Regions from separate parts of the Mus musculus genome. Here regions 2 and 3 are each linked to region 1. Evidence: chromatin loops called from intact Hi-C (ENCODE). Cell type or tissue: heart. All regions are shown on one strand.

Region 1 (5,000 bases):
TAACTCAGTGTATTATAGCCCAGAAAGGGAAATGGAATAGAAGTTGTTGAAATAGTGGTTTTCCATAGCTCCTACTTTAAGCCTGAGTATGTCCACTAAGTTAAACATTTGGCTCTCTGGGTTAGTACATGGAGCTCTGCTGGAACCAGAAGTCTTAGAAAACAGCAAATTATCAGCCACTGTGACAACTTGACAGTCAATTAGAGGAAATTGCTACCAGTCAGTAGAGAAAGCTAGGAGACTGGGGGGTTATTTACTCTCTTCCTCTAGCTGCCAGCACGGTGATTTACATGGTGATACACACACCCTTAAGGTCTATCCTGCGCGGACAGACCCTTAAGGTCTATCCTGGCGACTGAAAACACTGTTTTCTTTGTAGTGCAGCTTTGAGCCAATAAAAGAACTTGCTTGTAAAGAACCCTTTGCCCTGGGGATTCCAGGGCTGCCTTTGGATGTTAGAAGGATGCTAAAGTATTCAGCTTTACTCTTGTTGGAACTAAGAAACCAGCTTTGGAATCTGCTGAGTGAGTCAACGGTTTCCATTGCCTGGGGAAGTCTCTAGCTTTGCTTCTGATAGACTCTTCAGCAACTATCGAAATCTCTCCACTGCTAATGGCTCATGCAAAGCCTTCCTTATCTCGAGCTCAGGAACTTTGGCTTTAAGTGAGGAAGGGAAGAGGGAGGTACCATATTTAGAAAGTGAAGCTCAACCCTCAACAAGCCTTGTTAAGCTGCACTATAGGGCACAAGCCCTGTAGCTTCTGCTCAGCATATCTGGGGTGGCCAATACTTGTTTATAAGCATTGTCCTGTAGCTTTTAATCCTATCAGTTGGGAGGCAGAGGCAGATGGATCTTTTGAGTTCAGGGTCAGCCTGGTCTACAGTTCCAGGACAGCCAGGGCTACACAGAGAAACCCTGTCTCAAAGGGGCGGGGGGCGGGGGGGGGGGGGTGGAGTTGCCCTGTGATAAGCAGTGGTACTTGTCCAGGGCTCAGCCTCTGCAGCCTGTAATCCCTTCTCTTTCCCATCTGGTCCTCTCCCAGGACCTCAGTTGGGCTGAGGAAAACCACCTATAGCTGGGTTCCTCTGTCATTCACCTAGGGAGCTTCCCCCACACACCTCCTCTCAAAAGCCTTCTCTGCTGCCACAGTGCATCAAGATGCCGGGGTTGGGGGGAGGGGTGGTGGGTAACATTCCTGTTGGAGCCTGCCGAGAGGACTCCCATGACCAGCTTGAGGGGACAGACACTATTGCATCCTCTCTGGTTATGATATCTTTTTCCCCGGAGGAAAATAGAGATTGGCAGGCACGAGACGGCATCACAGTGGAGAGGCAGGCTGAGGTACTTTTTATTGTTGAGAATAGGCCTCCTTCACAACTAAAGGCATAAAGAATGTAGAAAAGGAGCCACACCCTACCCTGGTCAGCCTCCCTTACTCCTTGGCAGTACAAGTGGGCCAACATTTAAAAGCCACGGGCACAGACTTGTAATCACCACTACTGGAATGGCAGAAGCAGAATTTCAAGTTCAAGGCCTCCCTGAGTTAGAGTGAATTCAAGGAAAGCCAGGGACACTTGGGTCCTGTTTCCAACTGAAAACTAAAAGGAGGGCTGGTGGGGGGTGGGGGGAGAGACTTTTGGGATAGCATTGGAAATGTAATTGAAGAAAATACGTAATAAAAAAAAAAGAAAAAAAGGAGGGTTGGAAAGATGGCTCAGCAGGTAAGAGTACCCATGGCTCTTGCAGAAGATCTGGGTTTGTTTCCTAGCACCCACGAGGTAGCTTACAACCATCCAGCAGTTCCAGGGGATACAACAAGCATAGCGTATGAGCAGCAGGCAAAACATTTGCATAGATTAAAAAAAAAAAAGCCTAAAAACTCTTTAAAAGAAAAGTGAAGGGGGGTGGGGGTGGGGGGGGGGAAGATGGCGCTTGGCTGTAATCCCAGAGGCTAAGAAGTAAGAATGTAAGCTACATGAGACCCTATCTCCAAAAATCTAAACAAGAAAAGGCAAAAGGAGGGCTGGAGATGGAGTTTAGGAGGATCATATCTGCCTAATGTTCTCTACGACATTGAATCTCCACTACTTCAAGCAAGTCACCGGTGGGAAACACTCTAGGTCTGGCCCCGTAGGCGGAGCCTGGCCCTGGGCCCCTTTTACCTTCAGTTGCTGGTTGGTCCGTTTCAGGAACTGGATCTCCTCGTTGTGCTTCTTCTCCTCCACCTGTCGCCTCTCACTCTCCCGCTTCTCGGTGGCCTCGCATTTCGCCTTCTGTTCATTCACTTGCCTCTCCAAGTCCCTCTTTTCTGTCTCCAATTCTGTAATCTGAAGATAGAATGGCCATCATCCTGGGACATCCCCAAGTGGATGAGCATTGTCAGAGGCTGGGCGAGGTAACTTGGGACAGGACAGTCCGACCTAAGGCAATGCCAGGGTGTGCACTGCCACCCAGTGGGAAGTCAGTGACTGACATGGAGTGTCCTTAGACAAGACCACTCCTCACTGGGGCCTTGCAGTATTAGTGTGGAGGACACCCTCAGGGCCAGAATTCAGGGTTACAAGGACAACTGCAGGCCTTGAGATTTACAGAAGCATCTGGGAGCCATGGAAACACCGTCATCCCACTCACTTTCCTCTCCATGTCTGACTTCCCCTGTTCGGCCTGCAGTGCCTTCCTCATGCCAAATGCCACGCTGCTCTCATACAGAGTCTGGTAGGCAGCGATGGTCATGTGGATCTCGTCCCGGACACGCAGCAACAGCAGCCCTCTCTCTGCGCAGTTGATGGTGACCTCCCGGATCAGTTCGTCTTCCAACATGCACACAGGGAGATAAAAGTCATTGGTGAGAGGGCATGCACTTTGTCTGTAGCAAGTCACCTTTGCTTGGGAAGGACTTGGGATATGTTCTCAGAGGCGTGGGTCTGTGGCAATGACAGCTGGTGAAGGTAGGACACCCTACACCCATGTAAAAAGGCAGGTGCAGTGGCACGCGGATGTAACCATAGCCCTGGGGAGGTGGAGACAAAGTTCCCTAGAGCTTGCTCATCAGCTAGTCTTGCTAAATCAGTGAGCTCCAGGTTCAGTGAAAGACCCTGTCTCAAAAAATAAGGTAGAGGGGCTGGAGAGATGACTCAGCAGTTAAGATTAGTGACTGCTTTTCCAGAAAATCCATGGTTGGCAGCTAACAACCGTCTGTGACTTCAGTTCCTCAGTATTCAATACGCATTTGGGTCTCCTCAAAACTGCACAGATGTCATACATAGGTTAAAAAAAACATCCACACGTATAAGGTTTTTTTGTTTTTGTTTTTGTTTTTTTTCTGTGTGTGTCTCAAAAGAAGAAATAGAGAATGATAGAGAAAGAGGCCTGACATTGACTTCTGGTCTCCACACTTGTGCACACATGTTCAAGCATACAGCACACACAAAAACCAAATATATGCTTTACAGGAAGGCACTATGAGACGGTGCTTTCTGTGACCCAGAGAACAGGCCACACAACCACTCCTCTTAGAAAAAGCACGTCAGCGAGCTTGGCATGGAGAGGGAGACAAGAACCTCAGGTTTGTTTGTGATAAATTGGTCCCCTTGCTTCCATGTTCAGGCACAAAGTAGATAGAGGACGAACTGGTATTCTCGAATGGTGGTGTTGAATAGTACTGCTGTTAAGTCCGGGAGTGGTGGCGCACACCTTTAATCCCAGCACTCTGGAGGCAGAGGCAGACAGATCTCTGAGTTCTAGGCCAGCCTGGTCTACAGAGTGAGTTCCAGGACAGCCAGGGCTACACAGAGAAACCCTGTCTGGGAGGTTGGGGGTGGGGGCTGCTGTTGGCTTGTTTGGGACTAAGAACAGCAGGGTCAAGAACTTGCTTCTCCCCCTTTATAAGTCTTCAAATTGGAGGGCAAACCACACTCATACTGAGCAGGCTAAAGCCACCTTGCTGGAGCTGAAGCTGCCTGAGAGATTGGGAGAGTTTGCAGTTGGGAGCCCATAGCATTAGGGCAGACATCGGTAGGCAGTGGGAACATCTTCAATTCTCATACAGACATCGGTACGCAGTGGGAACATCTTCAATTCTCATGCCGTCCAACTACAAACAGCAGCAGCATTTTTCTGGAGTGTGGACTGAGTATTATTGGATAGACATAGAGGTCATTATTAATTTTCTGATTAAAATATTAGCTCATTGGACTGGAGAGCTAGCTCCATGTTTAAGAGCACTGGCTAGTTTTCCAGAGGACCAGAGTTTGGTTCCTAGCATCCATGTCTATGGTAGTTCACAATTGCCTGTAACTCCAGCTCTAGGGTATCCAATGCCCTCTTCTGTCCTCCACAGGCATCTGCATACACAGAGCATGTGTGCATACACACACACACACACACACACACACACACTAAGAATAAAATAAATGGCCAGGCAGTGGTGATGCATACCTTTAATCCCAGCACTCGGGAGGCAGAGGCAGGCAGATTTCTGAGTTCGAAGCTAGCCTGGTCTACAGAGTGAGTTCCAGGACAGCCAGGGCTACACAGAGAAACCCTGTCTCAAAAAAAATGGTGTGAAAATATATTTTATTTTTGAGGTTTATAAAAATTATATCATTTTCCTTCCTCCAACGTCTCCCATGTACACCTCCCCCCAGTGTTTCAAATCCATAGACTCTGTTGTTGTTGTTGTTGTTGTTGTGTGTGTGTTTAGTAAAGATTTTGGTTTCTTTAAAAAAAAACACAGACATTTTATAAGAAGATGTTTTCGATCTAATTCCAGGTGTGGGGTATGAGGCTGCTTCAAGTTGTTCACCAGCTGACTATGATTTGCCTCATGCTCTAGCAGAGGCGTGGGTTTGTCAGCTGCAGGTAGTTTCTGTAACCGTGTGATATTTGGAATTCTGGGAACTTTTCATACATACTAGGGCCCCAAGATTCGGGGGTGAAGGTGGGTTGTTGGTTGTTTGCTGTTGGTTGTTATTAAGTAGTTGTGCACAAAAAAAGAAAC
Region 2 (5,000 bases), 210 kb before region 1:
AGTGCAAGATTTTCACAGATGAAGTTTGCAAGTGGTTGTGCTGTGACACAGATGGGAAATTGTCCATCTCTCCTCTGAGGCAGAAGGGGATGAGCCATAAAACTGGATCATACATATTTCTGATTGGTCTGTTTCTTGCATATTCTTGGATCTTGTTTCTTATGCCCCTGCTCTTGGGGAGGTTGGTCATTAGCCCAGGCATCTCTCACTGTTCTGGCGGCTTGAGGGCTTCTCAGTCTGCGTTGAAAATGCAAGTTTAATTGGATCTGTCAAATTATATTATAGTACAACCTTTTTCTAGAACTGGCGTGTAAAAACCATACACTGCTCCTTGGTGGTGGCTCACTGGGACAAAAATAGGTGATAATGTCATGTCACTTTCTCAATTCAATGCAATTTCTACTTTTTTTTTTTTTAAACAGGTAATGTTTTCATAAAACTTTTTTCCACCAAAATCTGGGGTGTTTATTGTAGTATCCCCGTGTCCCTCGAGGTGCCAAGTCAGGGGCTTGCCCGCCCTTGCCGCGGGTGTTCTCAGGCTTCCCAAGGGCTGTGTGAGTCAACAGCCTGCATCTTTGGTTGTGCTTTGGAGAAAATGTCACTGAGGTTGGAGTCCCAGGTAGCTAGTCCCTTTTCCTGGGAATTCCCTGTTGCAGTTTGGGGAAGGTGGCTGGAAAACGGGCTTTTCTGGTTGCCTGGCTCAGATCTAGCCAGAAAAGGCCACAAACTCTTTTCTAACACAAACTAATCATTGGCCAGTGGTCTTGGTGACAAGTTTTTAAGTCCCAAATAGTTTTATTTGAATTATGTAAAAGTACCAAGTTTATTTTAAATGTAAAACATGGGAACAACGGACTTCCACTGAGCGATATGAAAACGTTACAGGTTCAGTACTTCCAAAGGAAGAAACCTCCAACCCCTAAAAAGAATAAATACGAATTTGTATTTTTGAAGAATGTGAAATAATAGTGTTTGCTTAATTGCTCATTTTGTATAAACTTAATATTGTACTTTAAAATATCTGCTATGAAGTGAAAATTTAACTTTTTGGAATTGAAAAAGCAATATTAAATACTAATGAAATCTTAATTAAATGCTTATTTAAATCTGGTAGTACATGTGGCATTACTTCCCATCCCTGTCCCTGGTTGACACTCTCTTCCCACTCCCAGCCATCAAGTCTTGGAGGGACAGAAAAGAAAGGTCAGTCACCAGGGTCTGCAGATTTCCTTTTAATCAAGACTCTGCTCAAGTGTTTTGTGGGGCTGAGAGCCCCCAAAGCATGAAATGAACATGTAATACCACCTGGAACCCCCAAAGCAGGCCAGACCACTCTGGCCAGCACTGCTGGCTTCCTGAATCCGAGTACTCAAGACTGGATGTTTGTTGGCTCCATTTCAAAGCACAGTACTGCCTTCAGCCAGGACGACGTGGGAGTGAACCCAGCTGCTAGTAGAGTTGCCATCCCAGGCTGAGGGCCAAGTACCAGCAACTGCCCGTGAAGACTGGCCCCTTTTAGTGAAGGGAGTTGGTCACAGTCCAGCCACTGGCCCTGGAAAGGGACAGAAGTCAGGGTGCCCGGCTAGGGTATGATCAAGACTCCGAGGCTCCATCGCCAGCATCCTTTGGAAGGCCACCTCTGGCCGATACAGATGGCTGGGGCGGCGCTCCAGACTTGGCTGAACCGTTCTAGTTGGAACAGAAAAGGGGGGAGGGGGGATGAGCCCGGAGGAAAGGCCTTAAGTTAGGCCCCACAAGAATAAGGCCACTTGGCATCTCGACAGTACCATGCTTTTTCAAAACCTCGCTCAGATCAAAGGAAGTTAAGCGGTGGGGATGCTCTTCCACCTGCCTCCTTTGGAGCGGGGTGGGGGTGGGGAGCGCGAGCTAGACCAGTGCAGTGAGTGGGAAGCGCCCACCTCCCCAGGTCCAGCCCGGAGAGGGCACTGGGCACTGACCCCGCCACCAGCCGGTTCTGGGCGCCGGCGGCCCAGCTGCCGCAGCATCTCCTCACAGGCGGCGATGGTGTCCAGAAGCTGCCGCTGCCGCTGCTCCACGGCGTCCAGCAGCTGCTGGGCGCGTTCATCTCGGGGCGGCTGCGGGGGTGGCCTCCCGCCGAGCCCCAACCCCGCCTTCCCACGGTCCACGCCGGCAGCCTCCCTGCCCGGGAGAGAGACGGCGTCAGGGCCCGGCGCTAGGCGGCGCGAGGTCGCGGCCCCAACCCACCGCCCCGCCGGCCCGCTCTCACCCCCGTGACCAGCCTGCGCCGGGACCCCACTCCATCGCCGCCCGTGCCACCCGCTCACCACCCCTCCGCAGTCCGCCCCCCGCGCCGCGCGAGGAGTCCGCTAAGCCGAGCCCCGCCCCGTCCCCACCGTTCTCCTTCAAGTCGCCTGGGGGTCGCGGTCCCTTTAAGCGGCCGGGAGCGGAGGCGGGGCCGAGCCTCGCGGGCCGGAAGTTGCGTCCGTGCGTCACTTCCTCCCGGAAGCGGCTCGGCACGGATGTCTACGGCGCGTCCGTGCGCGGGGCTGAGGGCCGCCGTGGCGGCCGGCATGGGGTTGAGCGACGGGCCGGCTAGTTCTGGCCGCGGCTGCCGCCTCCTACGCCCTCCTGAGCCCGCTCCGGCGCTGCCGGGGGCCCGGCTGCTGCGGCTTCCGGAGAGCGAGCCCGTGGAAGCCGCGAGCCCCGAGCGCTCCGGCTGGACCGAGGCGCTGCGGGCCGCCGTGGCCGAGCTGCGCGCCGGCGCCGTGGTGGCGGTCCCGACCGACACGCTCTACGGCCTGGCCTGCTCGGCGAGCAGCTCGGCGGCCCTGAGTTGCGTGTACCGCCTCAAAGGCCGCAGCGAGGCCAAGCCGCTGGCCGTGTGCCTGGGCCGCGTGGCCGACGTCTACAGGTGAGGCGGCCCCGCTGGGGGCGGCCCCGCGGGAGGGGTTTCCGGTGACAGCCTCGGGAGACCGCGGCGTCCGCCGAGCGCGGGAGGGGCTTGTCCTTGCTCCCCGAGGAGGAATCCGGAACTGGAGATTGGTCGGGAGCGCTGACGGCTCGCCAAGATCCGCTCTAGACAGTCGGTCGAGAAGCTGAGTTAGGCGAGCATGGCACTCTTCTCCCGGTGCCCTTGTGATGGGCGGAGGGGAGGCCCGTTTCGGGGTAACGCCTTCCAGATGATTAAACGGATTGAGATTGTATCCACGTGCCACGGCGCTGTGGTTTTGTCCCCCAAGACAGGCGGATAGACTTAAAGCCCAGGGTACTCTGTGGAGTCTGTCTTCTGCCAGAACTCCGAGGAAGAGGGAGTAGAGAGTCAGGTAGATCTCGTTCATTATACACGCGAAGGGGACCCCTCTCCAGCATCTGCCTTAAGTCCCCAGGAAAGGTCCATCAGGGTGATTTGGAGAGGATTTGTGCTCCTTTGCCTGCAGGTACTGTCAGGTGAGAGTACCTAGGGAGCTCCTGGAAGACCTGTTCCCAGGCCCTGTGACCCTGGTGATGGAGCGCTCCGAGGAGCTCAACAAAGACCTGAACCCCTTTACTCGTGTGAGTCAAGAGTTTTCCCTTTTCCTGCGATCTAAATCAGACGCTTGCAAGCCCTCGATGTCTTCCTCACGTTCTCTTTTCTTGCTTCCCAGCTTGTTGGCATCCGGATTCCTGACCATGCCTTCATGCTGGACTTGGCCCAGATGTTTGGGGGACCACTTGCACTCACTAGTGCCAACCTCAGCTCCCAGGCCAGTTCTCTGAGTGTTGAGGTGAGAATTGGCCCCAGCAGGTTAAACTGCTGTTTCCTTAAAATCAACAAGGCTAACACTGTAATGGGATTGCCTGGCAGAAATTTGGGCCTTTGGTGCATGGGTGAGAAGGTTACCCATTTGGTGTTGGTTAGAGGAGGGTATCCGAATGAATCTTGGAAGGGGGCAGGTGGTGTACTTGTAAGGCCAGGACAAGGAGGCTAGGGTAAGAAAATCTCAGTCAGCCTTAGTTATTTAGGGACACTTACTTTTTTTTAATGATTTATTTTTATTTTATGTACATTGCTGTTTTGCGCGCGCGCGCGTGTGTGTGTGTGTGTGTGTGTGTGTGTGTGTGTGTGTGTGTGTCTAGGTGATGGTGTCAGATCTCCCGACCATGGAGTTGGTGATGGTGTCAGATCTCCCGACCATGGAGTTGTAGACAGTTATGAGCTGCTGTGTAGGTGCTGGGAATTGAACCTTGGTCCTCTACAAGAGCAGTCAATGCTCTTGACTGCCGAGCCATCTCTTTGCCCCTGGGAGCTTTACTTATTTTTCTTTAGAAAGTGTTGGAATTGTTTTATCTTGATAGGCCAAGGGAGAGCAGGTGTGGTTTTTTGTATCGATGATAATAGAAAAGATGTCGGAGTGGTGGTGAGCATCTTTAATCCCAGCACTCAGGAGACAGAAGCAGTCTGATTGCGGAGTTCCAGGCCCTCTGAGTTTACAGAATGAGTTCATAGAGAGACTCTGTCTCAAAGAAAAAGAACAGATTATAGGAAATACAGACAGCTTTGTGAGGGAAGTGGTTGTCAGAGACTTGACAACCATGCTGAGAAAAATTTGGGGCTTTGAAACATTAGTTCGCTGTTCTGTCACATGGTCATTAAATGACAGTCCCAACTAATTGCCAGTTCTCTCTGAATTCTTTCTTTTTGGAGGGGGCATGTTTCTGTTTGGGACAGGATCCACTCTGTCTCCCAGGCTGGCCTAGAACTCACAGTCAGGACCCTTGGGCCTCCCCAGTTTTGCATCTGTACCAGCACACCTGGCCTCACCTAATTTTTGACTCCTGACCTTATTTTATTTTTGCCTGCCAGATAGGCCTGAGATAAGATCATTGTAATCCTGTGTTGGCTGTGTAGTTTAGGACAAATGAACAGGCAAAGGAGCTTTGTTCTGTTCTTCCAACACTTAACATTAGCTGCAGTAAAGTGCTGGGGTTTTCTATGCCAGACCTGGGGACATTGGAAATGTAGTATCTGCTTTAGTTGC
Region 3 (5,000 bases), 340 kb before region 1:
TATATGTAAGTACACTGTAGCTGTCTTCAGACACACCAGAGGAGGGCATCAGATCTCATTATGGATGGTTGTGAGCCACCATGTGGTTGCTGGGATTTGAACTTAGGGCCTTTGGAAGAGCTGTCAAGTGCTCTTACCTGCTGAGCCATCTCTCCAGCCCTATTTTGTTTTTCTTAAAGACTTATGTTTATGTGTGTGACTGTTTTACCTGTGTATATGGATGTGCACCATGTGATGCTTGGTTCCTATGGAGGTCAGAAGAAGGCATCAGGTCCCCAGGAACTGGAGTCATGGATCATGGTAAGGTGACATGTGAGTGCTGAGAACCAGATATTCTTAGCCACTAAGCCATTACACCAGTCCCTTCCTTCTTTATGGAGTATGATGCTCTCATGGGTCCGTATAGCATTCCCTCACTGCTGAACAGTATTGTCTGACAACATGGTTATCCATTCACCCATGCATTGGGTGTGTATGTATGTAAAAGTGGATAGCGTGAGCAGCGTGGGGTGAGGGCGGGGCTGTTCATCCCTTGGATCTGGAGATACAAGTGGCTGTGAGCCACCGACTTGCATGCTGGGAACTGGATTCAGATCCTCTGGAAGAGCAGCAAACGCTCCTCACTGCTGAGCCAGCTCTCCAGTCCCAACTAATGGGCCCTTGGGTTATATAGAGATTTTGTGAATTGTGAATAACAGGAACACAGGGTCGGTGTTTTCCCTTCTCTGCCTAGAGTAGGAATGGAGTAGAGTCCCTTTTCTTTTTTCTTTTCTTTTTTGTTTTTTGGTTTTTTGAGACAGGGTTTCTCTGTATATCCCTGGCTGTCCTGGAACTCACTGCTGGGATTAAAGGCGTGCACCACGACCACCTGGCCAGAGTCCCTTGTGTTGATGCTGAAACCCAGTGCCTTGGAGTGTGTGTGTGTGTGTGTGTGTGTGTGTAAGTGTATGTGTATGTATGTTTGTGTGAATGTGTGTGTATATATGTGTGTGTGTATATATGTATGTGTGTGTATGTGTGTATATGTGTGTGTGAATGTGTGTGTGAATATGTGTGTGTATATATGTATGTGTGTGTATGTGTGTGTATATATATATGTGTGTGTGTATATATGTGTATATGTATGTGTGCATGTGTGTGTATATATGTATGTGTGTGTATGTGTGTGTGAATGTGTGTGTATGTATTGTATGTGTATGTATATATGTATGTGTGTATGTGTATGTTTGTATGTGTTTTGTTTGTTTGTTGTTTTGAGATAGAGTCTTATCACATAGCTCAGGCTGAACTTGAACTTGTTCTCCTCTTGCCTCCATCTCCTAAGCGCTAGGATCACGGGTGTGAGCCACTTTGCATTGCGCCGATGCCTCTTTCCTGGTGCATGCACTGTCACACACTTGTAATCCCAGCTCTCTATACTGATTCACTCTCTGCCCCTACTCTGTTTGTTTGTTTGTTTGTTTGTTTATGTTTCGTTTGGTTTGGTTTCATGAGACTGGATCTCTATGCAGCCCTGGCTGTCCTGGAACTCACTATGTAGACCAAACTGGCCTAGAACTCACAAAGATCTGTTTGCCTCCACCTTCTGCCTCTTCTGCCTCTGCTTCTTCCTCTTCCTCCTCTTTTAAGGAAAGGCAGTCTAGATTTCATTTTCTAAGCCATACAGTGGCTAGGTGTGGTGGCTCATACCTGTAATTCCAGCAAGTGGTAGGCGAAAAGCAGAAAAATAAAGAATTACATGGAATTGGGGCTGGTGAGATGGCTCAGTGGGTAAGAGCACCCGACTGCTCTTCTGAAGGTCGGAAGTTCAAATCCCAGCAACCACATGGTGGCTCACAACCACCCGTAATGAGATCCGATGCCCTCTTCTGGTGTGTCTGAAGACAGCTACAGTGTACTTTACATATAATAAATAAATAAATCTTTTAAAAAAAAAAGAATTACAGAGAATCAGAAGTTAACCTGTGCTGAACAGCAAGCATATCATTGCTTGAGTGTACCACGTTTTTCTTAAAGACTCCTCTGCCAATAAACAAAGGTTGTGTTCAAATATGTATGAGTTTTATTAAGAACAAACCCACCACCATCTCCACTTTACTGACAAACACACTAAAGTCCAGACAAGGGGAAAACATCACCAGAGGTCACACACTGAAAACTACTGCTGCTTCCAGTTCCCCTTTCCGTTCTGTATCCTTCAACTTATCCGTTCCTGCTAGTGTGTCCCTGCCGGCCCAGCTTTCTGCAGCAAGCCCCGGGCAAGCCAGCTGTCTCTCAACCTCAGCCTACAGGATTCTTGCAGGCTTCTTAGAGACAGCCAGCTTTCAACGCGGAGGCAGCGCTCCTTCAGACCCCCAGCCAGCAGGGGGAAGCGTAGCCACGGTCGCGGATAGCACCCGCTTGCTCTCTTCGTGGTGTTCCTTTTTTCTTGAGTCCCCCAAGACACTTCCGGGACACGCGGAACTTTGGTGCAGCCGGATGCTGCGCGCTGAGACGCTGGCTGAAAGGCGGCAGGCGGTGTTTCCGGCAGTGTTAGTGGTCCGCCTTGAAACGCCGTGGCCAAGGGAAAATGGAGACAATTTTAGAGCAGCAACGGCGCTATCATGAGGAGAAGGAACGGCTTATGGATGTTATGGCCAAAGAGATGCTTACGAAGAAGTCCACGGTGAGTGAGCCGTGGTCCGGGCCGCATCAGGAGGCGGGCCTGGGTCCTTTGCCGAGCCCTCGCGCTGTATTTGGCCTCGGAGCTTCTCTGCGCCCCATCCTCACCCTCCTCCTAAGCTGGCTCGGCACTCTGGCCTCGTTAACGTCCTCCGAGGGCCCCTCAATCTTCCTGCTTCAGCCCCTGGGACCTAAACCAATAAGCGCATCACCCCTCGGGTGCTCTTTCCAACTGCTAAACTCAAAGTAACAACGTATGTGTTACCGTTTGCCTTTCTGCAGCTTCGGGACCAGATCAATTCCGATCACCGCACTCGGGCCATGCAAGATGTGAGTGCGCCGCCGTCCGCTTCCCCTGGGGTCGGGCTGGGCGGGAAAAGTGCAGGCTGGGAAGGTTGAGTGGCCCTGCGTGATTTCTACCCCTGAGTTCTTAGACAAGCCCCTCTAGGGTACCTAATCAGATGTCCTATCTCTGCCTCCCAAGTGCTGGGATTAAAAGTGTATGCAACCACCTCGGGATCAAGCTGTCTCTTAAAAGTGGTGGAACTTTGAAGACCATGTATCTCATGAGTTTTCCTTGGGTTTTGCCAAGACATCCTTTCTTGTTTACTTAGCCCTGTGGTACAAATTTGCTTCATTCTGATGGCTTTGCGCTTCTGTTTCAGAGGTACATGGAGGTCAGTGGGAACCTGAGGGATTTGTATGATGATAAGGACGGGTAAGTGACGGTCACATCCCTTCTAACAATTAGTGCTTTTGAGGAGCCCTGGTGAGACCATGGGCTGTGTGCTTTATGCTCTTCGGGTTTGTTGATATCTTGCAGACTGCGGAAGGAGGAGCTCAATGCTATCTCAGGACCCAACGAGTTCGCTGAATTCTATAACAGACTCAAGCAGATAAAGGAATTCCATCGGAAGCACCCAAATGAGGTAAGGCCTCCCAACTTAGTGTCCTTAGACCTGGCCGTTAACAAAAGGGAAAGATGCAAAGGAAATGGAGCTATGCCATGTAGATGTCACTCCAAGAAAGAACGTGCCACTTCACTGCATGTTAAGTGACATCCTCTTGGCATCCCTCTGCAGTAAGAGAACACGGTGAAGCACTAGGGCTGCTTCACAAGAATGTCTCCTACTCAATATACTGTGCACCTAGCTCTGCCCTGAAATCTACCAACACAGTGGTGCTCTGTTCACTTGCAGAGGTCGTTACCCCTTCAGGATTCATGTCCAATGCCAGCTTTTTCGTAAAATATCTCTTGGACTGCCTCCTCCAAAGGAGCCCTTCCTTAGCATGCTGTGTTTTGTGCCAATCAATGTCTGCCCGGCTATGCAGCAAGGGAAGTGGAGAACACTAAGTAGGCAGCTCTGTACACTCAAGGTCAAAGCCAAAGCAAGTCTTAGAAGCCCAGGCCTGTGTGTGCCTGAGACATCGCCAGGCCCACCTGAACTCTTCTCCTTCCCTCAGATCTGTGTGCCAATGTCAGTGGAATTTGAGGAGCTGCTGAAGGCTCGAGAGAATCCAAGTGAAGAGGCACAAAGTAAGTAATGGTTACTGTTTCTTCCTGGGGCTTCAGGCCATTCTCAGCTATAGAGCTAGGACCTATGGCTTGGTTTTTTTTGTTTTGTTTTGTTTTTCAATCTGTTTTTATTTTGTCTGTGTGGGTAATTTGCCTGCATATATGTTTGTATACCGTGTGTGTGTGTGTGTGTGTGTGTGTGTGTGTGTGTGTGTGATGGCCTCAGGAAGCCAGGAGAGGGAATTGGATCCACTCCGACTGGAGTTACAAATGGTTTTGAGCTACCGTGTAGGGACTGGGACTCAAACTCAGGTGCTGTGCAAGAGCAGCCAGTATTTCTAAATGCTGAGCCACTTCTCTAGGTCCTAGAACGTCGTGTCTCTAAAAACAAATAAATAAAGGCTGATTGTGGTGGAGTATACATTTAATCTCAGCTCTCAGTAGTTCTCTGAGTTAAATAAATGCCAGACCTTTTATTTTTTTAATTGTATGGTGAGTTAACATCTTTTTTTTTTTTTTTAATTTGTTTATTTGTATCTGCATTGGTGTTTTGCCTACATGTATCTGTGTTTGAGGATGTCAGATCTCTGAGTGGAGTTACAGACAGTTGTGAACTGCCATGTGGGTGCTAAGAATTGATCCCAGGTCCTAATGAAGGCCACTCATTGCTCCTAACCATTGAGCTATCTCTCCAGCCCCATTTTTTTGTTTTGTTGTTTGTTTTGATGTGACAAGGTGTCTCTGTATAGCCCTGGAACTCACTCTATAGATCAGGTTGGCCTCGAATTCAGAGATGGCCTGCCTCTGCCTCTCTAGTGCAAGA

The links. A loop is a pair of places that touch in the nucleus more often than their neighbours do. Peaks named below come from ENCODE experiments on the same cell type or tissue, not always from the same donor. Only the 100,000 strongest peaks of a DNase experiment are listed, where the experiment ranks them.
Region 2: a loop joins it to region 1, with 2.1 times the contacts of the local background. A loop is called at or near these places in 7 of 42 quality-filtered maps.
Region 3: it touches region 1 in a loop (2.3-fold over the local background); 8 of 42 quality-filtered maps call a loop at or near these places.

What each region holds. Positions count from the first base shown.
Region 1 is chr4:125,056,825-125,061,824 of GRCm38, forward strand. Dnali1 (dynein, axonemal, light intermediate polypeptide 1) reads right to left here. Exons shown (of 6, transcript NM_175223.4): 4 at 2,633-2,811; 5 at 2,164-2,328. Among named protein-coding and RNA genes, the nearest start is that of Dnali1, 6.3 kb to the right of the region's middle. In heart, a CTCF peak has its summit at 2,449 (motif pointing left); a DNase peak (open chromatin) is centred at 2,427; H3K4me3 peaks cover 585 bases; H3K27ac peaks cover 955 bases.
Region 2 is chr4:124,848,274-124,853,273 of GRCm38, forward strand. Mtf1 (metal response element binding transcription factor 1) reads left to right here. Exons shown (of 11, transcript NM_008636.4): 11 at 1-1,527. It overlaps 1110065P20Rik (RIKEN cDNA 1110065P20 gene), which reads right to left and starts at 2,291. Exons shown (of 3, transcript NM_001347196.1): 1 at 2,249-2,291; 2 at 1,959-2,160; 3 at 1,212-1,689. The coding sequence starts at 2,283. The coding sequence ends at 1,594. It overlaps Yrdc (yrdC domain containing (E.coli)), which reads left to right and starts at 2,486. Exons shown (of 5, transcript NM_153566.2): 1 at 2,486-2,893; 2 at 3,420-3,534; 3 at 3,627-3,746. The coding sequence starts at 2,502. In heart, a CTCF peak has its summit at 2,174; DNase peaks (open chromatin) are centred at 1,578, 2,478 and 3,018; H3K4me3 peaks cover 2,771 bases; H3K27ac peaks cover 2,406 bases.
Region 3 is chr4:124,712,326-124,717,325 of GRCm38, forward strand. Sf3a3 (splicing factor 3a, subunit 3) reads left to right here and starts at 2,536. Exons shown (of 17, transcript NM_029157.3): 1 at 2,536-2,665; 2 at 2,944-2,991; 3 at 3,327-3,379; 4 at 3,485-3,590; 5 at 4,126-4,198. The coding sequence starts at 2,570. In heart, a CTCF peak has its summit at 2,353 (motif pointing right); a DNase peak (open chromatin) is centred at 2,446; H3K4me3 peaks cover 1,656 bases; H3K27ac peaks cover 1,309 bases.